2 separate regions of the Homo sapiens genome follow, and region 1 is linked to region 2. A link is an interaction called in ENCODE POLR2A ChIA-PET data of the cell type or tissue named here. Cell type or tissue: PC-9. All regions are shown on one strand.

What was found. ChIA-PET counts read pairs that join two places held together with the same protein. Peaks named below come from ENCODE experiments on the same cell type or tissue, not always from the same donor. Only the 100,000 strongest peaks of a DNase experiment are listed, where the experiment ranks them.
Region 1: POLR2A ChIA-PET joins it to region 2 with 5 read pairs; 3 of 35 experiments call an interaction of 5 or more read pairs at or near these places.

What each region holds. Positions count from the first base shown.
Region 1 is chr3:10,084,130-10,088,129 of GRCh38, reverse strand. FANCD2 (FA complementation group D2) reads right to left here. Exons shown (of 44, transcript NM_001018115.3): 33 at 2,208-2,318; 34 at 866-996. It also overlaps a transcript of FANCD2OS not described here. Among named protein-coding and RNA genes, the nearest start is that of FANCD2OS, 22 kb to the left of the region's middle. In PC-9, no CTCF peak of the experiment used is centred here; a DNase peak (open chromatin) is centred at 2,189; H3K27ac peaks cover 1,807 bases.
Region 2 is chr3:10,255,432-10,259,431 of GRCh38, reverse strand. The region is part of intron 2 of TATDN2 (TatD DNase domain containing 2); the gene reads right to left. Among named protein-coding and RNA genes, the nearest start is that of TATDN2, 9.0 kb to the right of the region's middle. In PC-9, no CTCF peak of the experiment used is centred here; no DNase peak of the experiment used is centred here.

The DNA of each region.
Region 1 (4,000 bases), 170 kb after region 2:
TTCCTCCTGGGCTGGCCAATAGCAGTGGTCACCTCCAAGATTGAGACCAAACCTTCCCCTTTTAATCAATAGGGATAAATAAAGGTTTGTTTTGCATTTTTATCTTGCTTTCTGATGTGCTGCCAACTAGGATGAGCTGCATTCTAAGAGCTACAATAAAAGACAGTTTAAGAAAGAGGCCAGGGCTGGGCACAGTGGCTCACGTCTGTAATCCCAGCACTTTGGGAGGCTGAGGCAGGTGGATCACGAGGTCAGGAGTTCGAGACCAGCCTGACCAACATGGTGAAACCCCGTCTCCACTAAAAATACAAAAATTGGCTGGGCACGGTGGTGCGCACCTGTAATCCCAGCTACTTGAAAGGCTGAGGCAGGAGAATCGTTTGAACCTGGGAGGTAGAGGATTGCAGTGAGCCAACATCGCACCACTGCACTCCAGCCTGGGTGACAGAACGAGACTCTGTCTCAAAAAAAAAGAAAAAGGCCAGGGAAGAGGCCAGTATTTCTTTTATACTTGACCCTGATTTCTCCTTTATTTCCTACTTTATTAACCTCATGATTTATGTCTCGTTTTGTCAAATGTCTCAGATAAATTTTTTTTTTTTGAAAAGGAAGAACATGATTAAACTTAAGCCAAAGAGAAAACTATCTACTCAGCTTGTCTAACCAAACTCAGACTAAGCAATTTTAGCAGAAATCAGTCAGGTTGTTCTGGGAAAATGACCTTCTTGGTATAGCAAGAGGGCCTATCCAAGGTTATGTGGGGATTTACATGTAAAAATGTCCTGGGAAGCCCAAAGTTTGTAAGTGTGAGATATTAGTCCTATTCATTAAAAAAAAAAAAAAAAAAAGGATCTAGGCCCATCACCAATTTTTTCTTTGTTCTGAGCAGAAGCTGTTGATTTCTCCAAAATAACCATCAAAAGTCTGATGAGATAAAGAGCACACTGGAAACTGGGAATGCTTTGATGGAAATTCTGCAAGTAATGGACGCTCTGGCTGTAAGGAGACAAGAAAAACAAACAAATGCAATAGTATCCTATGTGTCACAGATATATTTAAATCCACATGACGTGCCCAAGTCCCTTTCAGTGTTTGACGGCCTAATCAGAATCCTCCTTATTTTCAGGTGCTTTAGTAGCAACCCTCTTCAAGCATCTTGGTAGAAAACCATACCTTTGTATGGAAAAAGCCAGGGCAGAAGACAGCCCCACTGATGGAATGTTGGCCTTGAAGGGGTCATGTATGCTGAGAAACCCAAGCACCACGCTAATATGTACAACCCTAGATAAATTATCTGCTCTTTAAAGCCTTAGGCAATACACTGAAAATAATTTGTAAAATCTGGGTTCACAGGCCGGGCATGGTGACTTATGCCTGTAATCCTAGCACTTTGCTAGGCTGAGACAGGCAGATCACCTGAGCTCAGGAATTAGAGACCAGCCTGGCCACATGTCGAAAACATCTCTACAAAAATATAAAAATTAGTAGGGTGTGTCAGCATGCGCCTGTAATCCCAGCGTCTTGGGAGGCTGAGGCAGTACAATCACTTGAGCCCAGGAGGTGGAGGGTGCAGTGAGCTGGGATCACTCCAGCCTGGGTGACAAAGTGAGACTCTCTCTCAAAGAAAAAAAAAAGAAGATATAAGGTCCTGACCTATAGACAGGGATGATAAGCACTGACTGCTGACCCAGTGATGGTCTAGGTTACCAAGGGAAGTGAGAGAAAGACCAAGTCACTCTGACTGAAGGGGGAGGGGGCCGAAAGCCATGCCCCTGAGATCATGTCACCTCCCTTGTCCACTGCCTACCCCTCAGCCACATAAGGTCTTCCTACAAGACAAGGGGAAAGAAACAGGCTATCAGTGATAACTAGCTGCTGCCTAATTACCCAAATCTGCTGGGAGACAGTAGGTCCCTGGATAATCAAGAGTTGATTACAGATGGTCAATGTTTTCATCATTATTACTTGAAAAGGCTGAGTTTATGGGCTGATGCATTCATGAAGATTTAGCATGATTATTCAAGGTTTCTAATACTTCAGGATTTATCAGAATACATAGATGAGAAAGCTCATATATGAGGAGAGTAGCTGAAAATAATTTCCTTTACAACTACTGAAAGACACCCAGGTTATTTTAAAGAAAGTTGCCAATCCTGTTCCTAGGAGTTTCTTGGGACAACAATCTTGGCTATGTAGTTATGACTCACCTGAGTAGTTCCTCCAAAGGCTGGCTGTGTTCTCCCTGTTTCAGTCGGCTACTAAGGACATGGAGGGCTGAATACAGTAAATTCTGATTTTCAGGTTGAGAAAATCCACTCCTAAGGAAGTCAAGGTAAGAGGGGTTAGCTTAGTTTCTGGAAAACTACTTGGATAGTATTTAAGGATCCTGGCCTCCAGTCTGTACCATCAATAGTTTAACGGTTTGAAAAAAGAATTGAGAGGTCGGGCGTGGTGGCTCACACCTGTAATCCCAGCACTTCGGGAGGCTGAGGCGGGCGAATAACGAGGTCAACACATGGAGACCATCTTGGCCAACACGGTGAAATCCCGTCTCTACTAAAAATACAAAAATTAGCTGGGTGTGGTGGCGGGCACCTGTAGTCCCAGCTACTCCAGAGGCTGAGGCAGAAGAATCGCTAGAACTCGGGAGGTGGAGGCTGCAGTGAGCCGAGATTGTGCCACTGCACTCCAGCCTGGCGACAGAGCGAGACTCCATCTCAAAAAAAAAAAAAAAAGAAAGAAAAAAGAAAAAAGAATTGAAATGGAAAGTACTGAAGTACCAAATTCAATCACAGCTCTAAGTATCAGAGTAGAAACTGAAGTACATCCAAAGTAATCTTTCCTGAAGTCTTCATAGGTTTCTTTTCTTCTTTCCTCTTTCTTTTCACAGGGGTGAGCCACCACGCCTGGGCCATAGGTTTACTTTGAAGGGCAAAAAGCTCTCCTTCATTCCCTATATTTTAGAGATATGTAGTCTTCTTCAAAAATACAGGAATAATTTTGTCAAACTGCTAAATCAATGTCCAGCCCATAGTGGTACTTACCCCTTCTCCTACATTAATGAGTCAAGTCTTGACATTTCTATCTTTGGATTACCTTTCATATTGTCCCTTCCTTTCCAAGCCTAGACCATCATTTTGGCCAGGCCCCTATCAATACATGTGTAGATCATAGTGACACCTTTTGAGTGTTCTTTTTTGCATCCCTTTTCAATCTGTCCTGCACTCTGCTGCCAGAAGTGTTTTCTTAAACCACTGCTTTCATTGTATTATGGCTGTGATCATAAAACTCCAAAATGGCTTCCCTGGACAACATTTAAATTATTCTGCCTGACCTTTGAGGCCCAGCACAATCTGACGTCCTAGATCTTCTCCTCTAGAAGCATCTTCCTGATCACCAGTGATAGTCATTCTTCCTTTCAACAAATGTATTCTGAGGGCCTATTAGGTGTCAGGTTTTTGGTCTACCATAGCTTCAATGAGATATAGTTGATGTACAATACACTTCATGTACTTAAAATGTTGAATTTGGGCCAGGTATGGTGGCTCACGCCTCTAATGCCAGCACTTTGGGAGGCTGAGGCGGGTGGATCACTTGAGCCCAGAGGTTCAAGACCAGCCTGGGGGCAACATGGCGAAACCCCGTCTCTACCAAAGAAAAAAAAAAGGAAAAATCAGCTGGGCATGGTGGTACATGCCTGCAGTCCCAACTGCTTGGGAGGCTGAGGTGGGAGGATTTATAGCCTGGGAGTCAGAGGTTGCAGTGAGCTGTGATTGTGTTACTACACTCCAGCCTGGGCAACAGAGCAAGACCCTGTCTCAGGGAAGAAAAAAAAAAAAGCCAGGTGTAGTGGCTCACACCTGTAATCCCAGCACTTTGGGAGGCTGAGGTGGGTAGATCACGGGGTCAGGAGTTCAAGACCAGCCTGGCCAAGATGGTGAAACCCCGTCTCTACTAAAAATACAAAAATTAGCCAGGTGCAGTGGCAGGCGCATGTAAT
Region 2 (4,000 bases):
CTAATCCAGTCTAATCCCTGCCGGGTGTAAGAACTCTCCACAAATGTCCTCCTAAGGCCATTCCATAAGCAGTAAACCATTATCCCATTTGCATTCCTAAGTCATTTCTATTAAATTCCTCTCAAAAGTAAATACAGACCAGGTACAGTGGCTCATGCCTGTAATCCAGCACTTTGGGAAGCCGAGGCAGGTGGACTGCTTGAACCCAGGAGGTCGAGACAAGCCTGGCCAACATGGCGAAACCCCATCTCTATAAAACACACGGGGCGCGGTGGCTCATGCCTGTAATCCCAACACTTTGGGAGGCCAAGACAGGAAGATCACTTAGGCTCAGGAGTTCAAGACCAGCTTGGGCAAGGTGTCAAAACTCTGTCTCTACTAAAAATTACAAAAATTAGCTGGGCCATGGTGGCACACGCCTGTGATCCCAGCTACACGGGAGGCTAAGGCACAAGAATCGCTTGAACCTGGGAGGCAGAGGTTTCAGTGAGCCGTGACGGCACCACTGCACTCCAGCCTAGGCAATACAGTGAGACCCTATCTCAAAAAAAAAAAGGCAAAATTGCTTTATATGTATATATTCGCAAACAAGTCTAAAAAGCTAAACTGTTTATAATGGATCTCTTTGGGGAATGCAGGGAAGTAGAAAGAGACTTAGGCTCGGCTGGGAGCAGTGCCTCACACCTGTAATCCCAGCACTTTGGGAGGCCGAGGCAAGTGGATCACCTGACATCAGGAGTTCGAGACCAGCCTGGCCAACATGGCAAAACACTGTGTCTACTGAAAATACAAAACTTAAGCCAGGCATGGTGGCGGGCACCTGTAATCCCACTTACTCAGGAGGCTGAGGCAAAGAATCGCTTGAATCGGAAGGCAGAGGTTGCAGTGAGGCAAGATCGTGCCACTGCCCTCCAGCCCAGGCAACAAGAGCAAAACTCTGTCTCAAAAAAAAAAAAAAGAAGCAAAATAAAAATAAAATTACAAAAATTAGCCAGGCGTGGTGGCACATGCCTATAGTCCCAGCTACTCAAGAGGCTGAGGCAGGAGAATCACTTGAACCCAGGAGGCGGAGGATGCAGTAAGCCGAGATCATGCCACTGCACTCCAGCCTGGGTGAGAGAATGAGACTCTGTCTCAAACAAACAAACAAACAAAGGCTTAGGTGCTTATATTATAAGCTTCTTGTATCATTTGAAATTTTTTTCCGAAGAGCACATCATATTTTTTTTTAATCATTATCCTGAATCAAGGGCCAAAGGAAAATAAAACTTAAAACAATCATAAACCTAGCTGGGCGCGGTGGCTAATGTCTGTAATCCCAGCACTTTGGGAGGCCGAGGCGGGCCCATCGAGACCATCCTGGCTAACACAGTGAAACCCCGTCTCTACTAAAAATACAAAAAATTAGCCGTGCGTGGTGGCGGGCGCCTGTAGTCCCAGCTACTCGGGAGGGTGAGGCAGGAGAATGGCGTGAACCCGGGAGGCGGAGCTTGCAGTGAGCCAAGATCGTGCCACTGCACTCCAGCCTGGGCTACAGAGTAAGACTCCATCTCCCAAAAAAAAAAAAAAAAAAAAAAAAAAAAAAAAAAATCATAAACCTTTAGAAATCTATACTTGTTAATATAGACATCTATTTTCCTGAAAGTACTCAAACTGTTGGCAGCTGCTAACTTCACGAAGATGAATAGGAAAGGTGGTGTTTGCTATCATTTTGAACCTCTGTGGACTTAGTAAATTTTCTTACTTTCTGTATTTTCTAACGTGTCTACAGAGATTATTTGTTAAAGGAGGTTACGGGTCATTTTTGTTTTTTTTTTTTGTTTTTTTTTTTTTTGGAGACAGTGGTGCGATCTCAGCTCACTGCAACCTCCGTCCCCCAGGTTCAACAGATTCTCCTGCCTCAGCCTCCCAAGTACCTGGGATTACAGGCATGTGCAATCACACCTGGCTAATTTTTGTATTTTTAGTAGACGGGGTTTCGCCATGTTGGCCAGGCTGGTCTTGAACTCCTGACCTCTGGTGATCCACCCACCTCGGCCTCCCAAAGTGCTGGGATTACAGGTGTGAGCCACCGCGCTCAGCCTGTTTTCTTTGTATCTTTTTATATTTAAGGAATTCATATATATATATATATATAATTTTTTTTTGAGGCAAAATCTCACTCTGTTGTCCAGGCTGGAGTGCGGGGTGTAACCTCAGCTCGCTGCAACCTCCGCCTCTGAGGTTCAAGCAATTCTTGTGCTTTAGCCTCCCTCCCAAGTAGCTGGGATTACAGGCATCTGCCACCACACCTGGCTAATTTTTTTTTGGTATTTTTAGTAGAGATGGGGTTTCACCATGTTGGCCTAACCTCAAGTGATCTGCCCGCCTTGGCCTCCCAAAGTGCTGGGATTACAGGCATGAGCCACCGTGCCTGGCCTCTAATACTAATAATAAATTTGATGACTCCCAGGGCCTGCCCTGTGAGACACAGCCCCAACTTCCCAGCCCACTTCTCTAGTGCCCTCTTCTGCCTGCCACCAACCACCTGCCACCCTTGGCCCATCACACCCTCTTACACATTTGCTAGCACATCTTATCTCCTCTGCTTGCCATGTCCTTGCCTCCGTCCCATTTTGTGTTCCCACCTGTCTGTTAAGGCCCCATCTCCACTGACTGCTTCTCCACCCCTGCCCTCTGCTCCCGCTGTAGCCACATATACAACACAGAGGGTGAGATCTGCAACAAACTGAGGAGTATCTGCACCCTCAGACGGGCAGCTGCTCCTCACCTCTAACTGGTGCCATTTGAGAGTAGAGAATCAGAGTTAGAGATTCTGTTTCTTTCAAGTAAAACCAGAAATATTGAATTTAGTGCACTTTTCAACCATTAAGCAAGCACTTACTAAGCACTTACTCTGTGCCAGCAGGCACGGTTCTGGACCTGTGGGTTTAGCGTTCAATAAAAAAAAAAACAAGGCTGGGTGTGGTGGCTCATGCCTGCAATTCCAGCACTTTGGGAGGCCAAGGCAGGAGGATCATTTGAGCCTAGGAGTTCAAGACCAGTCTGGGCAACATAGCAAGACCCCATCTGTACAAGAAAAATACAAAAATTAGCTGGGTGCAGTGACCCACACCTGTAGTCCCAGCTACTCCAGGAGCTGAGACAGAAGGATTGCTTGAGTGTGGAAGGTCAAGGTCACAGTAAGCCGAGCTTGTGCCACTGCACTCCAGCCTGTGGAGACGCTCCAAACTTTTGGAGACGCTGTCTCAAAAAAAAAAATAATAGTAATAACACACAAGAACGTCTGCCTCCTGGAGCTCACATTTTAGCTGGTAAGGGAAGGGAAAACCAGGAGAAAGGTAAGACAAGTGAAATATGTATGTTAGAGAGTGATAACTGCCAAGGAGAAAAACAAAATAAGAAAAGAGGACATAAAATGGGGAGGTGATGTCATTCAATTCTTCAGTTCAAGGTAGGGACTTAGACTGGAGTCATAAATTCTATTTTCTGAGACAGTCTCACTCTGTCGCCCAGGCCGGAGTACAGTGGCGCCATCTCAGCTCACTTACAACCTCCGCCTCTCAGGTTCAAGTGATTCTCCTGCCTCAGCCTCCTGAGTAGTTGGGATTACAGGCATGTGCTACCACACCCAGCTACATTTCGTATTTTTGGTAGAGACGAGGTTTCTCCATGTTGGCCAAGCTGGTTTTAAACTCCCAGCCTCAAGTGATCAGCCCACCTGAGCCTCCCAAAGTGCTGGGATTACAGGCATGAGCCACCGCACCCAGCCTGGAGTCATAAATTCTTAATGTGAATTGTCTCAAAATGTAAATACTGTTAAGGACCTAGCAGGCTACATCCAGTCCACAGACCAGCAGTTTTGCCACCTCTGGTTGTGAAGACCAAGACTGGAGTTGGGGGAGAAAAAAAAAAATTAGGAGTATAATAATATACCTTATATTTTCATACAGATTTACAATTTACAGAAGTGCTACAGCCGTCATACTTCTTTTACAGA